Regions from separate parts of the Homo sapiens genome. Here all the other regions are linked to region 5. A link is a contact called in ENCODE Hi-C or POLR2A ChIA-PET data. All regions are on one chromosome and are shown on one strand. Each heading gives the region's core, a stretch centred on a gene start or an enhancer-like site at or near the end of the contact. The rest is flanking DNA. Distances are from core to core; before and after follow the strand shown. Region 1 overlaps CASK (calcium/calmodulin dependent serine protein kinase). Region 2 holds the start of USP9X (ubiquitin specific peptidase 9 X-linked). Region 3 overlaps CASK (calcium/calmodulin dependent serine protein kinase). Region 4 holds the start of NYX (nyctalopin). Region 5 overlaps LOC105373188 (a long non-coding RNA gene).

Region 1 (3,614 bases), core at 102-2,601, 1.2 Mb after region 5:
TGAGGCAGGAGAATCACTTGAACCCAGAAAGCAGAGGTTGCAGTGAGCCAAGATAGCACCACTGCACTCCAGCCTGGGTTACAGAGCAAGACTCTGTCTCTAAAAATAAAATAATAATAATAATAATAGTTGATATCTACTTAATCACAAATGGTTTATAAGTTTAAAGCATGCTTAAAAACAGAGACTCACAAAACCAGAATTTTAGATATGGAAAAGATTAGATTAGTAAATTTCAAATTTTAGGTTAGAAAATCCGGTATAAAACTTGTTAAACAAGCAGGTACCCAGGTCCCACCTCTAGACATTCACTTTTGCAGATGTGAGTTCTGACCGGGCAGGTCAAGAGATGATTGACCTTTAAAATGGGGGTAATACAACATAAAGGCTATATCATCATTGTCCCAACACACACAGTAGTTTTGTAGACATCTGCATATATTTGCACATCCATTACTTTGGGATTACACTTAAATTTGAACCTGTCTGTAGCAATTTGCTGAAACATATTTTAAATACAGGTTCAGTTTTGAAGACAGGCTGAGTTGGGTTATCCCCACAAGTTAAATATTTATTTCTAAGTGACACATTTGGGCTTGTCTTTAGTAGTATCTGGTACTTGAGTTAAGCTGTAAATCCTAAATTGGCTGGCCAAGGAATTTTAATTACCTTATTACAGAGCGATTACATATACCACGGGGAGACTTTTACAATAATTAAATATTGATTTAAAACACATCCGACATGATGTGTATCTTTTAAAATAATTTTTTTGTATCTTTTAAATTTTTTATCTTTAATATTTTTACCTTTTATATCTTTAATTTTTTTGTATATTTTAAAATAATATTAGCAGTTTGTGTTTTTGTAGCTCACAAAGGCGATAAACTGAAAGCTCTTTTTTTATTATTATTTTTTTTTGGTCTAGTATTTATGCCTGGGGAAGGGAGTGTTTGTGAAATTTATTTATACTGATAGAGTGGAACTGATTACTACTTACCAGCAAACTTGCTGCTTAAGGGAAAATATGTTTGTCTCATACCAAGCAATAAATATCTGTACTGTAGCATTTTAATCTATTTGAAGATTTGCTCATATTTTCATAGCTAGTCTTATATAATCTATTTTGATTTTTTCTTTTTATGTGTGATGATATAAATTGCTATTTGTTCTTTCAGCAAAGTAAACATCTCTTTTGACTCACAGTATCAAAATGTTTAGTTGATTTTAGTTTTGCAAACTGTGTGTCAGGGATCCCCAAGACCACCCCCAGGCTTGATGATTCACTAAGAAAACTCAAAGGACTCAGCATATAGTCATATTCACAGCTATGATTTATTATAGCTAAAGGATATAAAGAGAAATCAGCAAAAGGAAAAGATACATTAGCTGAAGTCCAGGGGAAACCAGGCACAAGCTTTCAAGGGTCTCCCCAGCAATGAGTTGTGACAACACATGTGAAATGGTGCCAACCAGGGAAGCTTATTAGAGACTCTGCCCTGGGTTTTTATTGGGGGCTGGTCACATAGGCATCTTCCACTTGGCACTTAACCAAATTCCAGACTCCCAGAAAGAAAGCAGGTGTTCAGCCTAAATCACATTGTTAGCACAAACAGTTTAGACACAGTGAGTCAGTCTTTTCAGTCAGGAATGTAGAGGACCGTCCTGAAATCCAAGTTCCCAGATAAACCTCTCAAGGGCCAACCTTAGTAGGCCTTTCAAGCCTTTTATGAGATAGTAGTTTAGGCCTGCTATATTAACTCTTCTGCACAAACTAAAATAGAGATAAATAGAAGAAGGGTTTTAAAAGAGTTGATATAAACTCCTGGATCTGCAAACAAAATATAATTGACTGTAAAGATAATGACAGGGTTTGGAGTTTGGGGTTTTTTTTTTTTTCTTTTTAACTGTAAATACAGTATCATTTTTATATCTGTTAAAAAACATTTAGGTGGTCAGATTTTTGTATAAAACAAATCCTGGATTGGGATGTTACAGTATAGAACAGATTTTAAACTTTGAATGCTATATGAGAAAATAAACTATTCAGATGCTACTGTCTTAGAAATACATTTGAAATTGTCACTCCGATAACTTTTCGTCTATGACAACTAATCTTCAAGCCACTAAAATAATTTTGAATAAATTTGTGTACATATAAAATCTGAAGAAAATTCAGTTAATTTTCTGTTATTTAAAAGAAGTATAGTTTGTTCATTTAAAAATAAAAGTTATTGGCCAGGCACGGTGGCTCACACCTGTAATCCCAGCACTTTGGGAGGCCAAGGCGGGCGGATCACTTGAGGTCAGAAGTTTGAGACTAACCTGGCCAACATGGTGAAACCCTATCACTACTAAAAATACAAAAATTAGCCAGGCGTGGTGGCGGGCGCCTGTAATCCTAGCTACTCGGGAGGCTGAGGCAGGAGAATCACTTGAACCTGGGAGGCAGAGGTTGCAGTGAGCCGAGATCACACCACTGCACTCCAGCCTGGGCAACAAGAGCGAGACTCAGTCTTGAAAAAAAAAAAAATTCTTAGTGTACAACCTTTGCCATATACATAACTTGTAAAAATTTAGAAATTACAGAAAATTTTGACAAAAAATAATGTCTTAATTTTGTTATAAAAATTGTAACAGAAATAAATGTCATTCACAAACATTTTGGACCATTTCCTTCTATTGGAAGCATTTTGCTATACCATTAAATATTTTTTGGATACAATATTTTAATGACTTCATTAAGACATCTAAATGTGTGCATGTGCCATGTTTAATAAATTCCCTATAGTTCAACATTAACATTGTTTTTCCCTATTAGAAATAATTTATAATTAATATCTTGTACATAATTACTTGTTCACGCCCCTTGATTGCTTTGTTTCCTCAGAATACATTTCTGAAAGTAGAATAACTGGGTAAAAGAGTATATGAATACATACAAATACATACATCATACTTAGATTTAACCTTTTTCTCAGTACAATGCCTCACATTTTGAAAAATACATTCACATAAATATACAACTTAAAGAATTATTGTAGAAGTGAACAACCATGTAACTATAACCCAAGTCAAGAAATTTTAAAACTGCCAGTACCTCAACAGCCCCTGAATTCCCCTTTCTCATGATAATCCCCTTCTTCTCTCAGAAATAACTAATCTGGACTTCACTTCTGTGCTTTTTATATCCCTAGCATCAAAATAGGAATTCTCAGAATTCTCAAATAATAAAGTTCACTGTCGTCTGCTAAAATCTATTTTTTTTTTTTTTTTTTGAGACGATGTCTCGCTCTGTCGCCCAGGCTGGAGTGCAATGCTGTATCAGCTCACTGCAACCTCCGCCCCCTGGATTCAAGCAATTCTCGTGCCTCAGCCTCCCGAGTAGCTGGGACTACAGGCATGCACCACCACGCCCGGCTGATTTTTGTATTTTTAGTAGAGACAGGGTTTCACCATGTTGGCTAGGCTGGTCTCAAACTCCTGACCTCAAGTGATCCGCCTGCCTCTGCCTCCTAAAGTGCTGGGATTACGGGCATGAGCCACCACGCCTGGCCTAAAATCTTTATTTGAATGGAATCCTACAGTATATACTCTATTTTTGGTCTCTGAGA
Region 2 (4,001 bases), core at 1,369-3,868, 1.9 Mb after region 5:
GCAGTGAGCCGAGATCGTGCCACTGCACTCCAGCCTGGGCGACAGACAAAAAAACAAACAAACAAAACCATGAGAACTATGGACTATGGAACACCAAACTAGAGACCCCAATAACCTGGTGAAAGGTAAAATCTGCCCTTCAATGTTCCTTCCTGAAGTAACTTAAGATTCTCACATGTACTGTTGCTGGTGCTATTACTCCCTCCAGAAATTCTCAGAAACTACCAAGGTCAGCAAACAAAAGAAACATGAGAACGCTGATAACCAGAATTACAAGTTACATGTTCATGCAAAAAAATACAAGAAAAGGGGTAGAGAGAATTCATATAGTCCAAACGTCCTATTTTTAAATTAGAGAAAATAAAACAGTAAAATACCAAAGACATTTTGAGTTCACCTGTGGAACACCAATTCCAAATACTTCAAGCTTTCACTCCACCCAAAAGCTGGAACGATAAAGTTTAAAGGGTTAAAGTTAGATGTATGACACAGCACATGAGTTTAAAAATTGAGAAAACGAATGTTGACACTTTTTTATATTTAATACATAATTCTTCAAGAATTTGAAGGTATTTGCTGAAACCAAAATGGCAGCCCAGCGAATTAGAAGACGAGCGAGATCTAAAGGAGAGTTTATAGTCTCTATTTTTGAGTTCAAGTGTACTAACCAGCCAAGCTAGTCATGGTTAAGGAGTCCTTACCTAAGGGTAATCAGCTCCGAGAGGGTTAAGTACCTGCTGGAAAGTTTCCTAATCAATGCACCCCAAATCATTCTTCCTCAAAAGTGAAAGTATACAAACGTTAAGTAGATTTAGGGACTCATGGGTTTCCAGGTAAAAGAACAGTACACATACTTCTCTCCCCGAAAAATAAAGCATGAATATTTAATCTATACCTACAACTTGCTTATTTAAACTAAAAGACAATCTGAAGCAATTATATACACCTGTAAACTGCACCGTGTAAATTCAATTAACGTTGTAACTATGGAACTTCCAAAAAATAACATGCTTAATTTAAGCAGGTTCTACTAGAAATTTTGCAAATTCTCGTGTAAGTTCTAGTCGCTACAGAAATCCACACAAATAATTTAAGAAGCCATCTACACACCTGCTGTATAACTCTTTAACTTATTTCACAATGAATGAAAAATCAGCCATTTATCCAACCCTAAGCCTCACGTCACAAGAATCTGAAGACCTGATCACTACCAAACTCGCACATGCTAATATTTGCAGAAACAGTTAAAAATAGAAAGGTAATAGGTCCAAGCTAGCTTGGAAGCGATTTCTGCATTCAAAAACCCCTTTCACGGCTTTGGCCCTCTGCAAATAAAGCGGGGCGAAGGAGGTGTAGGAGGCCGATAACCCAGCTCCCACTCCAGGAGCCCAGGGCCGGGGAGAAACTGCGGGTTATCGCGGGAGGGTGGGGGGAGGCGGACAAGTCGTCAGGCCTGATAGCCAGGCGTAGCCGAGGCCTAGCTCCCCAGCTCCAAATCACTCCACCTCAGTAATGGCGTTTGGTGTCAAGTGGAACCAGACCGGGTAGGAAAGCGGCCGCCGGGCGGGGGGCGGCCAGCCCCCAAACCGACCCGGCCCCCGGGTGCGGACGGCGGGGGGGCTGCCCGCCACGCCCGGAGACTCCATCCTCCTACTCGGCCCCAGACAGGACGGGAAGGGGGAGGAGGGGGAGGGACGGAGCCGTCAGCCATTTTCCCTTACAGTCCAAAACACACAGACACGCTCTCGGGACACCGGCTCCACACACAACACGGGCCCGCGCGCCCGCCCAGCCCGGGCCGGAGGAGGGGGAACGGGGAAGCCCCAGCCTGGCCGGCAGCCGCCGAGGGAAGAGGCTCGCACACACGCACACCCCCCTCGCCCTCCTCCCCTCACCCACATCCAGCTGTTGGCCCCGGGAAAGAGCGTCGCCCCAGTGCAGCTGGCCACTCACCGCACGACACAGACGTCTTCTCACAACCAGGGCACACGGAGGCGGGAGGCACCAGGCGACGGTGGGGCTCGGTCCCGGGACGAGACCTACCCTGGGTGCATCCCAGGCCCGGGGGTGACCGGCAACAAAGTGTATCGAAAGGCTGCGGCGGCCGGGCTCGGGGCTGCGGGCGTCTCAACCAAAAGGCTGCACACCGGCGCCGGAACTCGCTCCTCGCCGCGCCCGCCTCCTCCTCCTCCTTGGCCGGCGACGGCCCTCTTCCCCTTCTCCCCTCAGGCTGGGGCTCTCGCTGAGCTCAGACGGGCTCCGGGCGGTGCGTTTCTCCTGCGTCACCTCCTCCTGCTCCTCCTCCTGCAGCGACGGCTTCACCTTCCCCTAGTCGCCGCCTCTGTCCCCGCTCCAGGCCTGGTGGCTTTGAAGTAGCTCGCTCCTCGCTCCCGGCGCCGACCCAAGCACCGGGCGCTAAGGCGGCCGCCTCCCGTGAGAGAGAGGCGGCGGCGGCGGGCTCCCGCGAGGCCCGGGAGCTGTGTAAGGCGGGGAGGGGCTAGGCGCGACAGAGGCCCTGACGGGGCCGGGTGCGGAGAGGTTGCGGCTCCGGCGGCGGCGGAGACTAGCGTCCGCAGCCGCGGATGCCCGTCCTCGTCAATATGGCGGATCCGGCAAACCAAAAAAAAAAAAACCGCTCGGCCAGTGGCGGCGGCGGTAGCGGCGACGGCGGCAGCAGCGGTGGCGGCGGCGGCGGCGGCGCAGACTCCCACTAGCCCCAGAGCCGCCCAAGACCCGAAGTTCTCCGCCCCCGTCAGGGCCCGCCCCTTTCAGGCCCCTCCTTTCGGCCCTCCCCCTGCTCCTGCCCAGCCCCCTCCCGCTCAGCTGCCCCCTCTTCTCTCCCTCCACCCCGGGCCGTCAAGGCTGGGAGAGCAGCGCGAGCCGCTGAGGGGGCCGGGCTTCGGCGCGAGCCGCCGGGAACCCGGAGAGCTAGGGTGGGGGAGGGGAAGACAATGCGGTAAAGATTGTTCGCGCAGTACTGTTTCTTCCGGCTGGCCCCTTCAGGGTCGTGCTACGGCCAGAAATCCTGTTCCATGCCCCTCGGCTCAGGAGCGGGACGAGGGCAGAGGTGGCTCTAGGACCGAAGTTGGGGAAGGGAGGCCCGAAAAGATCTGGCACACCACTCGGGAGGGGCTGGGCGGCAGGGACTGGCGGGGTGTGTGGCCACGACAGGGTTAATCGCGTGAGCCGCAGCCGCGTCGCTCATAGTTTGACTCGGGCCGCTTGTTTTTGTTCCATTGTGAACCGTAGCCCCGCCGACAAGAACCCGGATGATGACGTCACCGGCCTCCCCCTTTTCCGGGACCGTGGGGGGAGGGGCGCGGAAAGATGAGATCTCGAGACCACGCGCTGGGCGGTCGCCGCCGCGGTGCCTGGAGGTCCCGGCGGTGCAGCTGACCCGCGTCACGTGACGCACGAGCTGGCCGGGCCACTGGCTGCGGGGGCGCGAGGTCCCGAGGGCCTGGCCACCTGCTTGGCGCCGATAGGGGGAAGGTGTGGCTATCTCCCGCAGCGGAAGGAGGGGGCGTGGGGAGTGAGGTCCTTTTCCCCACCCCGCGAGGGAGGTGCTCTGAGAAACTCTTTCACACGATCATGCATCATCACTACCTCAAAGCGTTTAGGCGTCCTCAAAGCGTTTAGGCGTCCTCACAGCCTAGCTGACGGGACTGACCACCTTTTTGGCCATAGGAGCCCTTCAAACAGACCAGCAAAGAAAAAAATTATAAAGTGCCCCAGACGGCTTAGCGAATAGGCCGTACTTGATGTGGCAAGATTAGCCTCCATTGCCAGATCATCAGCACAATTCGGTGTTAGGACCCGGAAGAAACTTATGAACCCATCCGCTGTGTCATGGACTATTTTCTACATGTTTATATTCCAAAGTGCGGGCATAGGAAAAACTTAGGCTAATCTCAAATTAATGGGGTGCTTGGAACAAATCTGTACAGTCTACCTAGGATGCCCAAATGAAGAGGAAATTAACAGTTCCTAATTTACAGATT
Region 3 (3,434 bases), core at 191-2,690, 1.4 Mb after region 5:
ATCTCCTGTTTCTTACCAAGCAGATGATTAAAGAAAACCTTTTCAGTGTTTGTACATGTGAACTAGTTTCTCACTGACCTCAACTCTCCTGACATCAGCAGTGTCAGAAACCTCTTTCCTGTTGAGCTGAGTCATAGCCAGCTGTCGTGGATTTCTCTACAGCATAGAAGGGAGGAAAGCCACGGTAGACCAGGCCATTTTTGACCATACATATCCAAAATCTGTATTCAAATTAGGCTTTGGATTTTTTAAAAAGGCAAAATGACAGCCTTTGCCTATGTTCATTGTCATAGCAAGCAGACAGAGGTGTTTGGGGCCTCTGATCCCTTTTCCCACTGCAGTGTAGTAGCACCCAGGTTATGAATACCTATTAAGTATGAAATAAGCTTCACAGACTCACCAAACATTTTTTTTTCTTTTTTTTGAGACGGAGTTTTGCTCTTGTTGCCCAGGCTGGAGTGCAATGGCGTGATCTCAGCTCACTGCAACCTCTGCCCCCCGAGTTCAAGGGATTCTCCTGCCTCAGCCTCCCAAGTAGCTGGGATTACAGGCATGCGCTACCACACCCTGCTAATGTTTGCATTTTTAGTAGAGACGGGGTTTCTCCATGTTGGCCAGGCTGGTCTCGAACTCCCGACCTCAGGTGATCCACCAGCCTTGGCCTCCCAAAGTACCGGGATGACAGGTGTGAGCCACCACTCCCAGCCCAAAATTTTTTTTTAAAAAAAAGCCAAAATTAATAAGCAAAAAGTGGCTGGGTGCGGTGGCTCATGCCTGTAATCCCAGCACTTTGGGAGGCCAAGGTGGGTGAATCACCTGAAGTCGGGAGTTTGAGACCAGCCTGGCCAACATGGTGAAACCCCGTCTCTACTAAAAATACAAACATTAGCAAGGCATGGTGGCGCGTGCCTATAATCCCAGCTACCCGGGAGGCTGAGGCAGGAGAATCACTGGAACCTGGAAGGCAGAGTTTGCAGTGAGCCGAGATGGTGCCACTGCACTGCAGCCTGGATGACAGAGCGAGACTCTGTCTCAAAAAAATAAATAAATAAAAAATTTTTAAAAGTAAAAAGCATATTCTATGGGGTACACCATTATAATGTGGCATACTCAATGTAATTTTTATGTAATTACCTAGTCTATTGTCTAATTCAATGTATATTCACTTTTGAAAGGCATGTCACTTAGAAAGTTTTGTATTCACATCTATAAAAAGGTGACCATTGAAGATCTGTGAGACCATTGCTGTATGAGCAAAAGGCAATTGGCTGCTGGGCTTTTCCCAGGAACTTACTCTACTGTTAACTCGAGCAGTCCCTGCTTCATGACTACATTTCATTTTCCGGCTATGTGCTCTCAGATGGCTTGTGCTAATTGCCCCCATGTGTTTTGAGTGGCTTCTTACATGGTTTTGTGAACAATTGTTTGTAAGAAAACTTTTCTTTCTTTCCCACCACCCCCCCTCCAGAGGGAAATGCGGGGGAGTATTACCTTCAAGATTGTGCCAAGTTACCGCACTCAGTCTTCGTCCTGTGAGGTAATGACTCTAACAAACCACCCCCATCTGCTCTGAGTTCTTAACTAACTGTCTGCTGATGGCTGTATGTTTTTGCTTTCTGGGAAATTGTTTCTGCCTGTGCTGTTAGATCACTGCACACCAATTTTACAACAAAGATAACGGAACAGAGTAGGTCCCATCCACCTACTCAGCCCTGCTTCCATGTGGATCTCCTCAGCACTTTGAACTTTTTGCAGGCTGAAATCTGAGCAAAATGTAGAGAAGTTACAAATGATGACATAAGGCTTAATAAGGAAAAAACGGAGTGTCTGAGGGAAAAAAACTAAAGGCCATAATTGCAGTAATATTTCCAGGAAGTTCATTCACTTCCCTTGTTAAGAAATCACATAGATAGTTCTTCTTTCTAAGGATCTGAGAAGTGATCTATTTCTGTTGAGATACAGTTGTTCATACAATTGTGACAGGTCTCTAGATGGAAGTTAAGTCTGCAATGAATTGATAATTGACTTCACTAGAGGGAAATAGGCTTTTGCAACCTTTTGTAAAACTGTTTAAATTTAGAATGGTATGTGATCTGTAAACAAGTAAGTTTTCTAGAGTAATACAGCCCCAAAGTTTCTTTCTTAAAATAGGCTTATCCTGTAGAAATTATAGTTCTTCCAACCTATATTATTCAGTTTTGTGTTGGTTGTTAAATGAGATTCAAAAATCTATTCTTTTTGTATTGGAAATATAAATGGGCATAAATGATATCATCCTTTGGTCATTGCACGTTCAGCTCGAGTGTTATTTATTGAAGCTTGTTCTTTCATGTGCATCTTCCGAGAGTATGTGCATCAATATGAAGTACACACTTCCTAAAGTTTATTTTTAAGACTGACAGGTAACTTATTGGATTTGTACTTAGGAGAACCTGAGAGAGAATTGTAATACTTCTAGTCTCTAGTGATGGTGTAAATTTCATAAGAAAAATCAGAGGCTTCATATTTTTTAAAAGCCTATTGAAGATACATATTAAAATGTATAGTTTTGTCAAGTATATTTTTGGTGAGCCATGGCAATTGAGGTGTCCGTTGTAACGGGTCTTGAGCTCCTCTTGGTGGCTTTTTATGGAACTTCAATTAATAGTATATTTCAAAAGAAAATGCAGAATTGCTTCTGTTCCAGGATTCAGAGTATTGAAATTTGTTACCTAGAACACAAACTTTGCTGGGAAACAAAGAATGTCACACTTAACATTCTATGTAAATAATTTTAATATTCCAGAGTTACAGATGTCCTTATATCATTTCTCATCTGTTGAAGAAATTTAGTAAATACAATTGACTTTTGTCTTTTTGGCTAACTAACCAGAAGGTACTGTTAGTTATTAATACAACATAAGTTTCTCTTTTTTTTTTTAAATGGTCGAACTAGTTTGGGGTGGAACCAGTATCATAGATGTAAATTCTATGTTCTTGAGTAAGAAGAACCCCTCTTACCTTCTTTGCCTTTGAATAGTAGAAAAAATAATGATACTTCTCTCCTAGCTCCACCTCCAGCCTTTTTGGCCCTCCTGTTCCCTGGCAGAATTCAAGCTTGTGGTTGGACTCTTCCCAGCTAGGGCAATACTTCAAAAAAAAAAAAAGAAGGCTCTCTGGCCACCTGCATCTGCATCCCCCAGGTCCTTGGTTAAAGAGTAGACCCCTGCCCCTCACCCTGGCTCTACTGACTTGAGTCTCTGCGGGTGGCACCTGGAGATCAGTCTTGCTCACTAACATATGAGAATGCTCTTCTAAGGGATCTCATTACCTTTAAGGCTGACAGGTTCTAGAAATGCTCTTAAGTCATCTGGGGAAAAAAAATGTCTTTTAAAAAGACATGCACATTTCTAAGGCTTAAAAGAACTCTACAGAAGCAAAAATTAAAAAGTACT
Region 4 (3,593 bases), core at 923-3,422, 1.5 Mb after region 5:
ACCTCTTCGAGGTAGGAAGTCATGTCCTATTTATCACAGTGTTCCACGTGCCTTGCTCCAATTTTTTTTATTGCTTATTTATTGAATCTCTTATAAAAGAATTTTCTCAAAGACAAAGAGCATGCTATTATATCCCTCATAAATATCTCTCGAGCGTTTTGAAGGCACACAGTGTATGCCTGTTGGTTGACTGAACAGAGCAAGTTCCGGTTTTTGAAAAGGTGGAATAAAGAGGAAGAAAACTCCATTACTCCTGTTTTAGATGATCTGGTAAAATGTTCTCTATCAGCATCGCATACAGAGGTCTATTACATAGATCATCATATCTCAAATAATTAAATTCACTTGAGGGTCAGAAAAAAACAGATTCTTTGTGTAGAATCATTTACTGAAGAATTTAAAGGATTTTTCCTTGGGCTATCTCAGTCAGATTGGAACAGCTAGAGCCAGGGAAAATATTTCATAACGAGTCTTCTTGGTATATTAAAGTGCACATAACAGAGCGAGAAACTTTGAAAAATAACTTCAATATCCATAATCCTATAATTCCAAGGCATTTTTCATTTTTTCTTTTTCCTTTAGGAAGGTGGTTTTTTAAAGGGACTTTTGTTTTTAACTAAATGAGCTTAAAATAATGTGATTAGAAACCACTGTAGGCTGGGCACGGTGGTTCATGCCTGCAATCCCAGCACTTTGGGAGGCCGAGACAGGCAGATCACCTGAGGTCAGGAGTTCAAGACCAGCCTGGGCAATATGGCGAAACCCCGTCTTTACTAACAATACAAAAAATTAGCTGGGCGTGGTGGCAGGTGCCTATAGTTCCAGCTACTCAGGAGGCTGAGGCACGAGAATCACTTGAACCCGGGAGGCGGAGGTTGCAGTGAGCCAAGATCCATGCCACTGCTCCCCAGCTTGGGCGAGAGTGAGACTCTGTCTCAAAAAAAAAAAAAAAGAAAAGAAAAGAAAAGAAAAAACCACCGTACGGTGGCTCACGCCTGTAATCCCAGCACTTTGGGAGGCCGAGGCGGGCAGATCACGAGGTCAGGAGATCGAGACCATCCTGGCTAACATGGTGAAACCCCGTCTCTACTAAAAATACAAAAAATTAGCCAGGCGTGGTGGCGGGCACCTGTACTCCCAGCTACTCGGGAGGCTGAGGCAGGAGAATGGCGTGAACCCGGGAGGCGGAGCTTGCAGTGTGCCGAGGTCGCACCACTGTACTCCAGCCTGGGTGACAGAGCGAGACTCCATCTCCAAAAACAAAACAAAACAAAAAAACACTGTAGCACTGTAGCTTTTGGTTATCACACCAATGAATTCATATCTGAAATTAGAATAAGAAAATCACCAAGAGGACTATTTCATATATTCGGCTCAGGAGTTTTGTTTTTAGGAAACAAAAATCCCCACCACCTGCTGTTTTCTTGCTTTCTCTATCCCCTCCCCCACGATCACAGGGTCAGTGAAACCTGATCAGAAGTGTCCAGATACCGCTGTCCCAGAAGCCACTTTAAAGACTCTTTGGGCAGAAGCTCTGTGGCTTCCACCCCTCTTCCCAACCCTTGCACCCACCGGCAGGAGAACTCACCATGCAGAAGCAGGACCAACATCCCTCGGCCTTTCATCCACCCAGTGGCTTAGGACCACCCAGCCGTGGGACCCCTACCTGAGGGGAGAAAGGACAGGTCACCCAGTGCCCAGGAGGGCCCCATGAGAACCCTCCCATGCCTCCACACTTCTTCCTGAATGCCCTGCCTTTCTTTCTTCCTCACATTCCTTCCTTCTTAATGACCCTGGTGTTGGGCTAAGGGAAACCAGTAACAACAGAAAATCAGAAGCTCCCCACAAATGGACAGTTTGGATCTATTAGGAAACCCTTTGTCAGGCTACAGCCCTGACAGCAACTCAGATGGCATCACTGACAACCCAGCAAGGAAATGGATGGAGAGGAAACCCCTGCAGAGAAGCGTTAGTGAATGGTCCTCAAATGTTGCTTACCGTCCTGGGAGTCTCCCTGGTCCTGCTCCTCTGAGGTCCCCCTCCACTCCCTCAGCCCATCCATCTCCCAAGTCAGGCAGCCACAGATGCTGAAAATGGTTTGAGAGAGAAGTAAAGGTGGGGGTGGGGGGACGGGAGGAAGGGGTGAAGAGGAATAGTTACTTGTGCAGGTTTGAGTGCTTATTTTTCTTTCTCCAGATTTAATGGCAGGAAAATCCTCTGTATCACATGAGGATTAACAGAGATGAAAGAATGTGTCTGCCTTTCGAATCACTAAAGCCAGTGACAGATTTTGCTGACATACCAATCGGCTTTATCCCCGGGCCTTGACCACCCTGGCCCTCCTGTCCTCTCTCCATCTGCCTGGCCCCTTTCTCTCCTTAAACCTTCCCCAGACCCTGCCCCGTTCCCTGACCCCAGCCCCAGCCCCAAGCAATATGTAGCCTGAAATTGGCTTCCTGCCACCCAAACAGCATTATCAGCATTTTCAACAAGGACGCATTATATAACTTGGAGAGCTGGAGAAGGGACAGGACAGCTTAAAATGTTTCCCCAAAATGCCGGCTGCTGATTTCCTTTCTTTGAAGTGGTTGATGGTGAATGATACAAAAACGGACTGGAGAGAGTCCTTCCACTACAAGAAGGCAAGAGGTTCCCACTGGGGTTAGGGCTGGTAGTGGTGGCCTAAGGCAGTGGGTCCAGGAATGGGACCTTCAGAATCTGGCTGAGGTTTCTGAAACCCACCAGGACTCAGTTTAGGCCCTGGCTACTCAGTGTGGCCGGTGGACCAGCAGCAGTACCTGAGAGCTCGTTAGGAAAACAGAATCTCAGCGCCTTCTACCCCCCGCCCCAGACCTGTTGAATCAGCATCTGCTTTTTTTTTTTTTTTTTTTTTTTTGAGATGGAGTCTCACTCTGTCGCCCAGGCTGGAGTGCAGTGGCACAATCTTGGCTCACTGCAACCTCCACCTTCTGGGTTCAAGCGATTCCCCTGCCTCAGCTTCCTGAGTAGCTGGGACTACACCATGCCCAGCTAATTTTTTGTATTTTTAGTAGAGACGGGGTTTCACCATGTTGACCAGGATGGTCTTGATCTCTTGACCTTGTGATCCACCCGCCTCGGCCTCCCAGAGTGCTGGGATTACAGGCGTGAACCACCGCGCCCGGCCAGCATCTGCATTTTAACTAGGTCGGCGGAGAGGGGGATTCCTGTGCCCGGTAAAGTTTGGAAAGCCCTGTTTTAGGAGACTGGTGGAGGGGGTCTGATCAAAATGAGGGTGGCAGGGGGGCCTGTTTATCTAGCCTTTCTGGCCAGCAGTTCAGGTGCCCCCACATTCTCCTGGCCCCAGCAAGCCTCTGCTGTCTGCTGGGACAGCACTTCCAGGTATCCATGGCAACCTGCCAAGTTCTGGCCACGCAGGACTTGGTGAGCCAGTGCTGATGAAAGGAAGCCAGGAGTTCCCTTCCCACAGAAAGGGTTCTGGATGTGAATCTAGACATCTCAGGCCACCGTGCCCTGGGGAATTTTTGTTTTCTTCCATTTGAGCCTTGAAAGCCAAAATGTGGCTGAACTTGTCTAACCTGCTGGAAAGAAGA
Region 5 (3,937 bases), core at 998-3,497:
TGATATAAAGTATAAAGACCTGAATACTTGATATAAAAAGGCATGAGCATTCCTCTGTATAACTCTCCATCCTTTTGCCCAGTCATATTTTTCCTCCTAACACTTGTCACAACTATATGTGTGTATATATATTTGTTTATTGATTCACTGAAGGCTTGTTTCTTGAGAATAGATTGTCTATTTTATTCTTTGTCTATAGAGAGCACCTAGAAGAGTGCCAGACACATGGTAACAGCTCAACAAGTGCTTGTTAAGTGACTTATATAAATTGCATGAAGCCTCAGAAAGGTTCTGGGAAATCTTAGAGAAAAATTTGAGAGAGCCTTACTATAAATGAAGTAAATGCTCAGAATCTTCTCAAAAGAGAAGCTGAAAGCTTTTATTCTGGCTCAAGAGTTGATGCTGCTTTGCTGAATTGCTGAGATAAATGTCTCTGTGGTGCATTTAAAATGTTGACTATCCTAGATTACTTGAAAAATACTTCCATCCAGTTACCTATAATCTTTCCTGGGACAATTATCAAATGTGCTTGTTAACATTAAATTTATCTTTCTGTTAAATGTTTTGCATTAGCTGTGATCATTTTTGAATAGACAAAGGGTCATACATTGTGCCAGACAAATTCTTTTTCTATCTCATCAGTGAAGAAAAAATTTCTATCCGTACATGACATACTTTGGATTTGTGGAGTTTTGAAGTTTCTACATATTTAATATGATTTTAATCCATTTAAGCTCATAATTTATTTTGTAGTCAGTCTTTGGAACCACACATTCTCCCAGCTTGGATAATATTTTCATTTGAGTATGGACATAATTTGGATCCTACTTTGAGCAAACTATCTTGTAATGGCTTTCTCATATGTCACCTTGTCTAGGCTGAATTGCATTTCCCAGAATTTTTTCTCTTGTTTGTTTTGAGTTGAGGTAAGACATAGGGAAGATTCTTGAGACATTTAGAGGCTGAAAGAGAAGCAGTGGCCATTTTGTGGCTCACACATATTGTTGCTGATCTGTAGATTCACCCTACTGGTGTGAAGCAGCATCTGATTCTGTGGCTGCTCTACCTGCCGCTGATATTCTTTCAGCTTCTCAGACTCCTAGACCAGGGGTGTGTGTTTCACTTTGTGACAAAGGGCCCCACTTCTGCTGGATACCCTCATTACCAAGGTTAGAGGCAACAAGAATGAACACAGGTTTTAGTCCTTCTCCACGGAGTTCCAGCTTAAGCTTGTTGGTTCCAGCCTGCTTGTGTTTTTCCTTTTCTGACTGCCATCCCTGTGATCTTGAAGCCTCAGCATCATGTGTGAGAAAACAGCCATACAGAGACTGCTTAGCCAGCTCCTACAATTGCATAAGGCCAATTCCGTATAACCAATTTCTCTCTCAGATAGAGGAAGAGATACATATAGCTATAAATAAAAATATAGATAATATAGAGATACCAGTAGTTCTCAGCTGGAGGCAATTTTCACCCTCAGGGAACATTTGGCAGTGTCTGCATACGTTTTTGGTTGTTACAACTTGGTGGAGGGTAGAGAGTTGTGCTACTGGCATATAGTGAGTAGAGGCCATAGATAAACCCACAATTCACAGGACTGTCCCCCACCCTCACACCCCAACAAAGAATTATCCAGCCCAAAAGTCAATAATGCCACTCTGCAGAATATCTGATATAAATATAGAGATCTAGATAGATACTAGTTTTTGCTTCTCTGATTAAATGCTAACTGATACAGATTTTAATACCAAGAGTGGTTCCAGGGGGATAGAATCTTAAGTATGAATTCTCTGACTTGGTTTTGAGTCTTCTCTAATATGATTAAATTTAAAAGCACTAATGAGTCTACTTCTAGCAGTAAGAAGGGCACTGGTAGTCAATGGCATGATGTGGCAATAGAGATACACAAAATATCCCCACTGGTTACTGTTAGGGTCCACCCAACTGGACTGTTTCCCCCTCCCATAGATCTAAGCCCCAAAGGCCAAAAGCAAAACACCCTACCCCAAACCCTCCTGTAACTGTTTGACCAGAGGCCAGCTGCTCCAGGATGTGGTTAAGACATCTACCTTGCACAACAGAACTGGCAAGAAAAACATCTCCAGGAAGTGGTCAGACACCTGGCACAAAGGACCCCCCCCCCGCCCCGTCTCTTTTCTTTTTCCTTCACCTTGACCCAGTTCTACACCCTATAAAACCTTGCTATAGCCTGTAAGTGGGGCTGCCTCCTCTGCTTTTGTCAAGAGGTGGCCTGGCAGGACTGACAATAAATCAGCTTGCCTGAACTTGGGTCTATTGGCCTCATTCCTTTCTCGGCCATCCTTCCAATTATCCCTTACAGTTACTCCTAATCAAACACTTACAGAAGACAAGGTTCTGGGTGACCATGTATTTGATGCCTTAGCACATTTTAGTCAAACCAAGGAGTACAATGAGGTTGGCTGTTTGCTCCTAACTGCGTGGGAGAAAGTAGGGAAAGGATAGGCTCGGGAATTTGAATTATCAGCTCAAAGTCCACATAAAGAAACTGAAAGCTTCTGTTTGCCCTGAAAGAAATTCTTATCTTCCTTCCATAGCCACAGGGCCCTGAAAACCAAAATTCAGAGTCTCCGCCCTGCCAGTGGCTGAATGATGCAAAGTGATTTCTCAGCCTTGTAGCCTCTGTATGAATATAAAGCTGGAATGGGATCCTATGGGCAGATTCTCACAAAGCTGGGGACTCTAACCCCTGAGTTCTGCTGAGCCTTTTTTGCCAGTAGAAGCAGCCTTTCTACTCCTGTCTTGAGAAGATTGGCCCTCCTTTGCCTGCCTTTCCTGAGGTAGTTGACTGGTAAGGCACTGCTGATCCTCTTTAAGACCTACCCCCACCACCTCTCTTTGCTTCTAAACCTATAACTTACCTGAAGTCCCAGCGGGCTCAGAGGGGTAAAGTACAAAGTGTAACCCATGAGGAGCTGCTATGCATACCAAAAGCATTGTACAGTTTTATCACTTTATATAGTCAGAAACCTGGGGGATATGCATAGGAATCAATTTTAAAGATATGGAGTCAAAGTGAAAGGAAAATGAAGTTGGATTGGGCAGAATTAGTTGATATGGGCCTGTATTCATCAGCTTGGCGTGCCATAACAAAATACCATGGGCAGGGTGGCTTAAATAACAAAAAAATTATTTTCTTACAATTTTGGAGGATTGAAGTTCAAGATCAAGGTGCCAACAGGCTTAGTTTCTGTGGAGGGCACTTTCCAGCTTGCAGATGGCTACCTTCTTACTGTACCTTCACATGGTCTTTCCTCTGGGCATTCACGTGGAGAGAGAGAGAGACAGCGCTGATGTCTCTTCCTTTTCTTATAAGGACATCAGCCCTATGGAATTAAGGCCTCACCCTTATGACCTCATTTTACTTAATTATCCCCATCTCCAAATATAGTCACATTGGGGGTTAGGGTTTCAACATACACATTTTGGGGAGGAGGCAACAATGCAGTCCATAACAGGGCCAACTAAGCAAATATTCTAGATTCAGTGTTTCAGGTTGAGGGGCTTGACAGTTTACTTGGTTGGTTGGCTGAAACATGGACCCAAAAGTGACCTACAATAAATGAAATCAAAATATGCCAGAACTTTTGGGGTATACTGTAGAGGAAGATATCTAAAGGCTTAGAAACATTTGAATGTTGGAGTGTCTTTATCATATAAGACCTACTCATTCACCTTGAGAGGGCTCTCAGAACACACCCTTTACCCTGGCTATGAGAAATAAATCTGTAAGGGGAGCTCCAGCATCCTTGATGAGCTTTGTGCTGACTATTCATTATAGACCAGAAATTATCATGGGAACTGCTACCATAAACTAGGATCCCTAAATGTAATAACAATGATAGACTCTTGAGACGACAAAGGCCAAGTGGCAGTGGCAGCACTTAATTGCCTTTGT

What was found. Hi-C counts contacts between places; a loop is a spot of excess contacts on that map. ChIA-PET counts read pairs that join two places held with the same protein, here RNA polymerase II (POLR2A). Pooled maps may share reads with other maps.
Region 1: a loop to region 5 is called in a map of CD4-positive, alpha-beta memory T cell, with 6 times the contacts of the local background. The contact joins two enhancer-like sites. A Hi-C loop is called at or near these places in 9 of 168 maps with a recorded cell type or tissue (B cell, CD4-positive, alpha-beta T cell, CD4-positive, alpha-beta memory T cell and 5 more), 28 of 37 single-sample maps with no recorded cell type and 17 of 50 pooled maps. POLR2A ChIA-PET finds 5 or more read pairs at or near these places in 5 of 52 experiments (CD4-positive, alpha-beta T cell, CD4-positive, alpha-beta memory T cell, T-cell and 2 more).
Region 2: a loop to region 5 is called in a map with no recorded cell type, with 22 times the contacts of the local background. The contact joins the promoter of USP9X here to the enhancer-like site in region 5. A Hi-C loop is called at or near these places in 3 of 37 single-sample maps with no recorded cell type and 5 of 50 pooled maps.
Region 3: a loop to region 5 is called in a map of naive thymus-derived CD4-positive, alpha-beta T cell, with 8 times the contacts of the local background. The contact joins two enhancer-like sites. A Hi-C loop is called at or near these places in 1 of 168 maps with a recorded cell type or tissue (naive thymus-derived CD4-positive, alpha-beta T cell), 3 of 37 single-sample maps with no recorded cell type and 11 of 50 pooled maps. POLR2A ChIA-PET finds 5 or more read pairs at or near these places in 2 of 52 experiments (CD8-positive, alpha-beta memory T cell and RWPE1).
Region 4: a map with no recorded cell type shows a loop between it and region 5 (5-fold over the local background). The contact joins the promoter of NYX here to the enhancer-like site in region 5. A Hi-C loop is called at or near these places in 4 of 37 single-sample maps with no recorded cell type and 3 of 50 pooled maps.

Annotation. Positions count from the first base shown.
Region 1 is chrX:41,777,153-41,780,766 of GRCh38, reverse strand. All of the region lies in intron 3 of CASK (calcium/calmodulin dependent serine protein kinase), which reads left to right. Among named protein-coding and RNA genes, the nearest start is that of GPR82, 55 kb to the right of the region's middle. Within about 2 kb of position 1,351, at least 5 of the 41 ENCODE cell types and tissues checked have a DNase peak (open chromatin) inside an H3K27ac peak, as active enhancers do.
Region 2 is chrX:41,084,062-41,088,062 of GRCh38, reverse strand. It overlaps USP9X (ubiquitin specific peptidase 9 X-linked), which reads right to left and starts at 2,618. Exons shown (of 45, transcript NM_001039591.3): 1 at 1,954-2,618. RefSeq lists silencers at 1,424-1,883, 2,584-2,963, 3,394-3,463 and enhancers at 2,008-2,545, 3,084-3,623, 3,373-3,667.
Region 3 is chrX:41,557,882-41,561,315 of GRCh38, reverse strand. CASK (calcium/calmodulin dependent serine protein kinase) reads left to right here. Exons shown (of 27, transcript NM_001367721.1): 18 at 1,469-1,537. Among named protein-coding and RNA genes, the nearest start is that of CASK-AS1, 42 kb to the right of the region's middle. Within about 2 kb of position 1,440, at least 5 of the 41 ENCODE cell types and tissues checked have a DNase peak (open chromatin) inside an H3K27ac peak, as active enhancers do.
Region 4 is chrX:41,445,922-41,449,514 of GRCh38, reverse strand. NYX (nyctalopin) reads right to left here and starts at 2,172. Exons shown (of 3, transcript NM_001378477.3): 1 at 1,999-2,172; 2 at 1,589-1,666. The coding sequence starts at 1,610.
Region 5 is chrX:42,941,946-42,945,882 of GRCh38, reverse strand. It overlaps LOC105373188 (a long non-coding RNA gene), which reads right to left. Exons shown (of 5, transcript XR_949037.3): 5 at 827-1,343. Among named protein-coding and RNA genes, the nearest start is that of PPP1R2C, 170 kb to the right of the region's middle. RefSeq lists a silencer at 1,316-1,375. Within about 2 kb of position 2,247, at least 7 of the 41 ENCODE cell types and tissues checked have a DNase peak (open chromatin) inside an H3K27ac peak, as active enhancers do.